2 separate regions of the Homo sapiens genome follow, and region 2 is linked to region 1. Evidence: read pairs that join two places in POLR2A ChIA-PET (ENCODE). Cell type or tissue: PC-9. All regions are shown on one strand. Each heading gives the region's core, and the rest is flanking DNA. Links, peaks and the distances in the headings are about the cores only. Region 1 has its middle 18 kb from the start of MIR3144. Region 2 has its middle 200 kb from the start of MIR3144.

Region 1 (5,395 bases), core at 336-5,335:
ATTGACATTTTATCCCAGAGATTGAATTTAAAACAGTGGATTTTGTATGTGTCTGCTTTTCACCCTCACTACTGGTCCTACTTAATTGGGGAGAAACTTTTGATTCTGGAAGATTGGAAAATAAATTAAGGTGCAAATAAGGATGCAATTGAGAAGGAAATGTAAATACATTATAAAGATGGGGTCGAATCACGCTAAAGAAAATTGAGATTTTAAAGTGGCTAAGATGAGAAAATACAAGCTATTAAATAAGTGCTTTTTGAAAAGTTAGTTATTGATTTGTATCAAAAATAATGTTAAACCCCAACTTAACCCTATACCAAAAATTGAAGATGCTCAAGTGTCTTAAATATAGAAAAGATATGACAGTGCTTGATTGGAATATGAGAAAATAGTTTTATAATGATAGACATATAGGCTTATTACTTAATTTTTAGAACTGTAAACTTTGGATTTGGCAATATAAAATTTTAAATCAGTATAGTAAAATATAAAAGATGGAATATAAGATGCAGATTTGGAATAAATATCTGTAGAATATTTATTAAATAAATAAATTATCATCCATTATATATGAATTCCTTTCTATACAAAATCCCCAAACAATGTAAGAGCAAAGCATGCAGAGCATCTTAATGAAAAATTTATGGTAGGCCACACAAATGGCCAATAAGTACCTGAAAAATGCTCAGACTCATTGAAAATGAGTGAAAAAGGAATTGTTTTACATCAATCAATACTATTTGTTACATATTATATTGGAAAAATTAAAGGATGGATGATATTTAGTATTGAACATGAATGGAAATTAAGACAGGAAAATAAATCATTTTTTGAGGTCTACTTATGCATAACTAAATTTTAAATAGACATAACCTTTTATTAGAAATTCCTTTCAAAGTATTCAAACAAAAGAAAAGTTTGTACATGTGCCCAACTATGATCTGTAAAAGAGTATCAGGGTAACACATTTTAAGAAATTTTTTTTTTTTCAATAAAGACAGTGTCTCACTATTGTCACCCAGGCTGGAGTGCAATGGCACAATCTCAGCTCACTGCAACCTCTGCCTCCTGGTTTCAAGTGAAACTCCTGCCTCAGCCTCCTGAGTAGTTGGGATTACAGGTGCCTGTCACCACGCCTGGCTAATTTCTGTATTTTTAATAGAGACGGGGTTTCACCAAGTTGGCCAGGCTGGTCTCCAGCTCCTGATCTCAAGTGATCCTCCCGCCTCTGCCTCCCAAATGCTGGGATTAGAGATGTGAGCCACTGCACCTGGGCAAGAGAAATTTTTAAAAGCCATGAACATGTTCATCCGTAGAAGAATGTTTGATTGAACCATGGTACATCTGCTTTAGGGAATATCCTGTGCCCTTTACAAAAAATGAAGTAGATTTGTGATAATGTGGCAGTATATTCATGAATTTTTGTTCCATGAAGGAATATATATACAGATTTTAATTTGCAAAAGATATTTATAGTATGATTTTTTTGTTTAAAAAATCCATATGATGATGTGTATAGAATATTTACTAAACTGCATAGAGAAAAGGCCTGGATGGTTATTCAAATATTTTATCTGATGAACAGAAAAGAATGTATTGAGGAATAGTGAAGCTGACATTTAAACTTTACCTCATACACTCTGAGATTGTTTGATGTTAATGGAATTGTAATAATTTTAAATATGACAAGTGGAGTGGAGAAAAACAAGAGATATGTTTGAGTTTTACTTGTGTTTGATTTTTAAATTGAGATTTTAGATTTTTCATAAATTAGGTGTTCTAGGACAAACTCTCCTAAACATTTAGTTGGACTTAATAGCTATAGCAATTAAAATGAAGTCACTTTTCAAATTAACCTTTCGATGACATTACAGATTGAAATAAGATGAGTTTATTCTAACAAGGCTTTAAGGTATGTCCTTTGCATATGTGTTTCTACGAGAGAGCTCAAAATTGCAAGGTGTCTAAATCAGAATGGCCATGAGGGAATATGGACCTACACATCTTCTGAAGTGTTAGAGAAATTATAAAAACCAAACAGAAATTACTCACCTTGTGAAAAAGTAATCTTTAAGTGTTACAGATTTCCTTGGATCTTGAAAATAACTTTATTGCATTTCACCTTGCCTGAACTTGTAACTCACAACACATTCTTTTTTTTTTTTTTTGAATGCTATGAAAACTACTCACTCTAATGTTAAAGCAAATCTTTGATATCTGTACATGGTTTTCATTTATGTGTTTATGCTAACAAGTAGACCATAATAAGGGATTTGTCATTTTGGCTGCCTTTTCTAGCCTTTAATATGAAATAGCATATATTCAAAATAATTTTTAGTGAAATAATTTAATTATACTCAAGTTATAAAATGTGCTTTCCTAATGTTATATGAACAGGGACTTTAAATATATTTTTAAATAGTTTACAATCATTGTTTTGAAATGAGTGTTTAAAAAAGTATGCTTAATCCTTGCCTTTTATTTTCCTTATAATTAGTTGATTGCTATTTTTTTTAAATCTTAACTACTGAATTTCACAATAAAAATATAACAATCTTTAAAACTTATAGACAGTACTAGTGTGTCTCAGCAGAATAGAAACATATCTGAATATGTTATAAATTCTCTACTGAAGGGGCCAATTAAATAAAACATTTTATTCATGCATTTATTCATTTTATTCATACTGTTTTCTTCATATGTTTATCTTGGTGAATCAGAATAAATAAGAGAGAAGAGACTGATTTATTACAGAGAACCGTCCAAAGATGATGTTGTCTTTTTTTTTTACTGGTACAAAAGTCAAGTAGGCATGATACTATTCTTTAATCAGTTACTTGGGCATATTGTCATGTGTTTTGTAGATGGAATAGTTTGTTAAAACATAGAAGTTATAGAGATATCCTCCTTATTCTTCCCACTTTTCACTCTTTTTGTTTTTCGTAATCTTTAGAACTCTTATTCAAAAAATTTAGACAATTCTAAATTAGTTACTGTTACTAAAGAATTTCCCTGACTTTAAAGGAAATGTTCATTTATGTACCTAAAAGTTATAATGTATGATAATCTGGTTTGGGCAGAATTATAGGCATTTGACATCCCTTTAGTTTTTGTGAATCTTTCTAGAATAATATGAATGCAACAGCTTTTCTGATAATGCTCCTATCTACAATAGATGTTATTTTATAGCAGATTATATTTAGTTTATCTATTGCAAATATAGCCTATCTTAGATAGATTGCACTGTGCTGTTGTGAGTTTCTCCCTGTGCTATTCCAGCTGTCTTCTTGAATTTCCGCAATATTAATAACCAGCATTTGGCGTAAGGTAATTTACATGAAAAAACACATTGTATGAATTGTATGATTTTCACTCCTTCCATGTTATGCCACTCAACCTATATGGTTATGGCCTGCTTTTCTGAATTGAAGAGTAATTGCAAGGTGGTTATAAGGTCATTTTGTAAATAAGATACAAGGCATTGGTAATGTGCATATTCTGACTTCAATTCGATGTCTTTCGGTAAACTTGTAGCCTCAGTGTTGACATATTAATAGGAAACGTGTTGATTTGTTTCTCTTTCAAGCTCTAATTTGATGATTAGCTATTACTTATGACTTAGAAAAACCTGTGTAAAACAAACAACAATAGAAGAAACTATATTGTGGCATGTTTTTAAGTAAAAGTTAATAGAGTCAAAGTAAGAAATATTACATATGTGGCATGTTACGCAAGTAGGAAACAGTCTCATTGGGACTTCCAAAACATTAAAGAGAAAAAAATCACAGCTTTGCAAAATACTCTGTATTTATATCACTTTTCAGAGGCCTAATGAAACATTTTACATATTATATAGTATACTCTTTAAGGGAATTACAAAAATTGCTACTTTTTTAAAAAAAAGATGTTCCACTAAAAGAAGATATTAAAAATGATTTCAGATGATGTAGGACTCCTGGCTGGGCAGATGGATTCTACCAGATAGTTTTTGATGAAAATATGGTCAATATTAAGAATAAATTTTCAGATATGTTAGGAATTTGTATAAGCTAGATTGCTCCATATGGATAGATTTATATTATAAAGTTTAAGAAGAATTACCAATTGCAGTCAGGTAAACTAAACTTTAGAAACATTAAACAATTTCAAAATTTTAGTCCAAGCTCATTAAATGATTCCTGTACCTTTTCTAGTGCCCTTTACTAATAATGACAAAGGGGGCAATCATTTATTTTGCCAGTGACTGGGGCCTTGAAACAATTGAGTCCATGCTAATAAGCTAGGAACCTTATTTCTCTAAACATGGAAGAAAACACATGTATAGAGGGTAAATTTATTCCTGTTATCATGACTTCCCAATTAAATCCCAGCTCCAGTATCTGCACAGTTAATGTCAACTCAAAACTGTTTTTATTACTTAGCCACCAATGTGGTCATCATTTTCCAATCTCGAATGAATGTTTTCACCTCACCTTGAAATATAAATATTATTATATGTAATATAAATATATCAAACATATTGGGTGCATTAGTGACTAAGAAAGTTTTCCTTCTTTTTTTTTTAACAAGTAAACTTAAACGTGTTTATCTGGTGGATTGTATTTGTGAGTGTATGTAGAACATACGTGGCTTGAACACATGTATTTCCTTTCTCCTAATCTATTTGAAGTATGCAACATCATCCTAAAGAGAGTTTCTATGAAGTCAAAGTTAATCTGAATTTTAACTTTTCTCTCCATGACTTTGATCCTTATAGCACAATTGACTTCAACAGTAGTTTCGAGATAAACTTACCGTGTTAAAACCCTTCTTGATGGTGACCCTATCAAATCTCTTGCAGTTTCTCAGGGCTCCTGTGCTTTCTCCGGCTCTTCACACTTTGCATATTATATTTCCTGTGTCTGAATTACCCTTTTCATATGGTTAACTCTCACTTATCTTTTAATACTCTGCTTTTAGCATTATATTAATAAATTCCCCAACTACTTTAAATGGATCTTCTGTGGGAGGTAATAGCAGGCTTCTTCCACAGCACTGAGTTACATTTTCCTATGATTTAAGGGAAGGACCATACCTTTTTTTTTTTTTTTTTTTTTTTTTTTTGAGTCCTGGACACTTAGGAAGAGCTCGGGTAGATAATTGTAATTTAATTAATTACTTGATTATCCAATTAATATAGCAAATACTTATGCACTATTTAGATCTGTGGTTTAAATATTTGCAATTGAAGTTTATATACACATATAAATAGCCCTTTTCGCTCAACTGCTGCTGCAAATCAGAGAGCATGGGATATTCTCATGCATGGAATTCATAAGTTTATTTTAGTCAAAGAAATTTAAAGTAAGCCATTTTCTTATTATAATTTTTCCATAATCGCAAGATTTATATA
Region 2 (5,341 bases), core at 342-5,341, 210 kb after region 1:
GGCTAGAGAAATGAGAAATAAAGTTGCACACCTACAACCATCTGTTCTTTGACAAAGTTGACAATAAGAAGCAATGGGGAAAGGACTTTCTGTTTAAAAAATGGTGTTGGAATAAGTGTTTAGCCATATGCAGAAGATTGAAACCCCTTCTTTCAGTATATGCAAAAATTAACTCAAGACAGATTAATGACTTAAATGTAAGACCTAGAACTAAAAAACCCTAGAAGAAAATCTAGGGTTTTCAGGAAATTTCATTTCTAGAAATATTCCAGACATAGACCTTGGCAAAGATTTTATGGCAAAGTATTCAAAAGCAATTGCAACAAAAAAATGGAGAAGTGGGGCTTAATTCAACTAAAGATCTTCTGCACAGCAGAAGAAACCATCAACAGAGTAAACAGACAACCTACAGAATGAGACAAAATATTCACAAACTATGCTCCAACAAAGGTCTAATATCCAGAATCTACAAGGAACTTAAACACCAACAATGAAACAGCAAAATATCACATTACAAATTAGACAAAGGACATGAACAAATACCTCTCAAAAGAAGACATACCCATGGCTAATAAGCATATGGAAAAATGCTCAACAGCACTAGTCATTAGAGAAATGCAAATCAAAACCACATTGACTTACCATCTCACACAATCAGAATGGCTATTATTAAAAAGTCAAAAAATAACATGTTGGTGAGGTTGTGGAAAAAACGAAACAAAACACCTGTACACTGCTTGGGGGAATGGAAGTTATTCCAGCCACTTGTGGAAAGCAGTCTGAAGATTTCTCAAAGAACTTAAAACACAGCTACCATTCAGCCCAGCAATACTCCCTGGGTATACATCCAAAGGAATACAAATGCACGTGCACTTGTATGTTCAACACAACATTATTCGCATTAGCAAAGACACGGAATCAACCTAGATGACCATCAACAGTGGACTGGATAAAGAAAATATGGTACATATGCACCATGGAATACTATGCAGCCATAAAAAGAAATAAAATCGTGTCCTTTGCAGTAATGTAGATATAGCTGATGGCCATGATTCTAAGTGAATCAATGCAGGAACAGAAAACCAAATATTGCATGTTTTCACTTGTAAGGGGGAGTTAAACACTGTAAATGCAGACATAAAGAAGAGACAAATAGACACTGGAGCCTACTACAGGCTGGAAAGTGATGATTGAAAAACCACCAATCGGTACTATGCTCGCTACCTGGGTGATGAAATGGTTTGTACACCAAACCCCAGTGACACACAATTTAAACACGTAACAAACCTGCACATGTACCTCCTGAACCTAAAATAAAAGTTGAAAAGGAAAAAATCAAGACTATACACCCAAATGTCTATATAATTTATATTTAATACAAATATGTAGACTTTTTAATATGTTTAACTTCCACAGGCAGTATAGCCACATTATCATCAACTTTTTCTACTTGATTGATTGAACTATATTTTTATATATTTTAATATAAAAAATTCCTTCACATGAAAGTGTCAAAAATTTCCAAAATTGCTAATATATTTATTAAAATTCCTAAAGATTTGTTTACATTAAAACAAACAAAAAAGGCTGAAAGATGCCGAACATGGATGTAATTTTCTATAGCAAACTTATGATAAGGCCGGGCATGGTGGCTTATGCCTGTAATTCCAGCACTTTGGGAGGCCAAGGCAGGCGGATCCCCTAAGGTCAGGAATTTGAGACCAGCCTGACCAACATGGCGAAGCCCTGTTTTCACAAAAAATACAAAAATTAGCTGGGCATGGTGGCACACGCCTGTAATTCCAGCTACTCGGGAGGCTGAGACAGGAGAATTGCTTGAACCCGGGAGGTGGAGGTTGCAGTGAGCCGAGATCGTGCCATTGCACTCCAGCCTGGGCAACAACAACGAGACTCTATCTCAAAAAAAAAAAAAAAAAAAGAAAAGAAAGAAAAGAAAACCCATGATAAAAAAACCAAGTCATTCAAACATTGACAATTTAATTTGTGCTGATAATGTAAAAGCAGTGTCTTTTGTCATTTGTCCTGGCATTTGAAAATGACAGGATAGAAGTAATTGAGTTTCTGTTGCTTCATCTTACATTCACTGTGCTATTGTTGCTTATTTCAAACCTACTGTTTAAATGCAGAAATATAAAGCACTGCCTAGGTGGAAGACAAAAATGTCACCAGAACAAAGCTCCATACTACTACAAATTCTTGAAACCAACATATGTACCTGAGCACTAAATAACTAGGGGTTCTTTAAATTAACTTCTGTGTGAAGTATAATATTTATTTTAAAAATATCTAACAAAAATTGCATTATGTAGCATAACATGTATTGTGCAACTGCAACAATAGTTTAGAACATAAACATTATAGATAGATATGTTCATATAGATAGATAATATGTATATGTTTAAAACTGTTGTTTAGATAGTTTGATTTAGAACAACATATCTATTGTTTAGGTAGTTTAGAACATAGATAATAGTTTAGAACACTAATATATTTTTATATCAGTGATAAAAATTATATTGTGATAATAAAAAGGACTAATTTTGAGTATTATTATTATTTTTAATTATCTATGAAGAAATGCATCACCTTATTGCCTGCTCCTGCCAGCCAACTCCGACTGCCCAGCCCTTGATGCTCCAGGGCCACTTGATGAACTGTTCCAAGCACCTGCCCTCTTTCTTTCTGTTTTAATCTACCTAACTCCTACTGGTCCTAAAACTTTTTTATCTTTCTCTTCTCCATATTTCCTGATTCTCCTCCCTTTCTTCCTTCTATGGCATTGTAGCATGTTCTTATACATTTAATTTAGTATTTTTCAGGTTGTGACACCTTAAGTATCTTCACAATCAAACATGGTTATCATAGTTTAGGATCCTCCAAGAGCAACTTTTGAGACAAAAGTTCTAGTGCAAATAAGTTGTTAGGAAAGATTCCAGATAAATCTGGTAGGCAAATGGTGAAGGATAGCAGACACTATCTGTATCCTACTAAGCATCCTCAAATCTTCTCATTTCAATTTGTGTGTTCGATTTACAGAGAGCAGTATCTGCATCTCCATGCATAAGGATTTTCCCCAATATGTAGCCCACTCTGTGCAGTTGGCAGGCTAGAAGTACCAGGGAATTAAATGTACCACCCCAAAAGCCCTCAATTAATAATTTATGGTTGTTGGTATATAATCTCAGATTATCTCTTCTCTTGGTTGACACAACTCTGAGGCATGCTTTTGCCCTTTGCCCTTTCCCCTAGAGTGAAGCAATCCTGTGGTTTCTAGATTAGTAACGCACACTTCGAGCTTGGTTTCTTCTCTGTAGCACCTACCCATTTCCCTTCTAATGTTTCCTGCATCTCCCAAATACTATGCCTCTGCTTCTGGAGGGTCATAAAATAAGACAGGAAGAGGGAAAGTAAAGAGAAAACTGTCATTCAAAGGAAAGCTGTAAAGCAAGTTACCAGTATAAGCAAGTTCCTGCATCTCCCAAATACTATGCCTCTGCTTCTGGAGGGTCATAAAATAAGACAGGAAGAGAGAAAGTAAAGAGAAAACTGTCATTCAAAGGAATGCTGTAAAGCAAGTTACCAATATAAAGCAAGTTGCCACTAGGGAATTATGGGAGACAATGGGGAATAGGAGCCTCAGAATTATTCTACACAAAAGAAAAGGGAGCCTCTATACTGATATACTGACACCCACCAGTCACTGGTTAAGTGATGATGACCTTAGAATGTTTGTATTCTCTGGCGTTTCTGGCCTGCTGTGGACAAAGTAGAGAATGAGATTGCTACTAGAGAAAACTCTCAGAAAAGTAAATGTAGGTGCTGACTTTTGTAAGCCAGGCCAGTCTGCCTACGGAATGGGGAAGAAAGGTTAGTTTCTTCCACACTGGGATCCTCAAGAAGGTTACTGTATTTTATTTGTTTTTCCTCCAAAGGGTTTATCACCATGGCTGACACAAAGAAGGTATGAAAATTTTTTCTAAACCACATAATTGAGAGGATAAAGCAACTATATGGTTAAGAAATCATAGATACATTCAATACAAGTACTTTAGGATAACTGTGAAATGGAGTTTATGAGGAAATCTGAGCAAAATGTTGAGCTTCCTGAGTGAGGCATTTTCTGGAGCTTCAATATCAAATTATGTAAAATGAGCTCTGCCAGTGAGAAAGATAGTTTAGACCTCTGAAAATCATTCTCTCTTCTAGTTGAAGAAAACCAAAGGGGTAAAGTGAGGAAGAACACACAATATCTAGGAAACATCTCACTTTCTAAAAATCACAATGTGAATGGTTCATTTTTTCAAAAATCACATGGAAAATGAAAAACATTTCTTAGAAAATAGACTGAGTTTCCAAAAGGTACAGAGGAATATAGAATATAAATGTGTCAGAAAATAATAATGAGATAGTTTTACTTCTAGGGGAATAATTATCCAAATTATAAATGAGTCTCAATATATTTCAGAAAAATATTCTGAAAATTATAGGACAAACATCTCACCCATTTTAGGACTGGTGTGGTGAGGCTGCAGCATTTCTCTATTTATTCTTCTGATCTCAGGCCACTTCACTGATTAAACTTTCTTCAAGAAAGAAAAATTTCTCTACTTTCTTGGTCAATAACTATTTACCAAGTCTTTTGAGGGAACAGGCAAATCAACTTTGATGTAAAGAGAGCTTGTTCCATCTTTGGAAAGGGGCAAATAAAGATGATGGAATCATTGTCAAGCTTCTTATGGCTGCTAGTGATAATGTCAGAAGTTCTTAATATGAACAGCATATTAAATTTTCAATATGCCATTGAGTGTGTTAGATGTAACATAAATTATCTTGCCAACTTTATCTCATTTAAAGTTCTTTGACACCAATGCTCAATGACAAAGTACATCTCACTATGAACCAGACTGATCTATTTTGTTTACCCTTTATTTTTTAAATTCTTCATCTTGATTTTGTCAGGCTTGTTTTTGCCATCTGTCTGTTACTTGAAGGACATTGGTAGCTGTAAGGTCATCATCTTCTCACAGATATGCCTGGACTGACATGCACTGCTCACAAGCTGAAGCACTGTCTTCTTCAGGGATCCAGGTGGAGTGGCAGATTTATTACCCTTTCCCTGGAGGAGTCTGCTTCAAAGTGGAAATGAACTTGGGAGCTCAAAATGTCCAGCACACCAAAAACATTTGCCTTACATTGACAACAGCAATAAAGCATTTTCTCCTTTTAACAAAAACATCAGGAAAATGTAGCATTTGCATTACAGTAACACATTCCCTGAAATATCTTTTCATCAGACAGACTTGCTTTCTCTGTCATTTGC

Evidence for each region. ChIA-PET counts read pairs that join two places held together with the same protein. Peaks named below come from ENCODE experiments on the same cell type or tissue, not always from the same donor. Only the 100,000 strongest peaks of a DNase experiment are listed, where the experiment ranks them.
Region 2: POLR2A ChIA-PET joins it to region 1 with 5 read pairs; 2 of 35 experiments call an interaction of 5 or more read pairs at or near these places.

The regions. Positions count from the first base shown.
Region 1 is chr6:119,994,403-119,999,797 of GRCh38, forward strand. No RefSeq gene overlaps it. Among named protein-coding and RNA genes, the nearest start is that of MIR3144, 18 kb to the right of the region's middle. In PC-9, for the core only: no CTCF peak of the experiment used is centred there; no DNase peak of the experiment used is centred there.
Region 2 is chr6:120,208,858-120,214,198 of GRCh38, forward strand. No RefSeq gene overlaps it. Among named protein-coding and RNA genes, the nearest start is that of MIR3144, 200 kb to the left of the region's middle. In PC-9, for the core only: no CTCF peak of the experiment used is centred there; DNase peaks (open chromatin) are centred at 3,284 and 3,574; H3K4me3 peaks cover 1,005 bases; H3K27ac peaks cover 527 bases.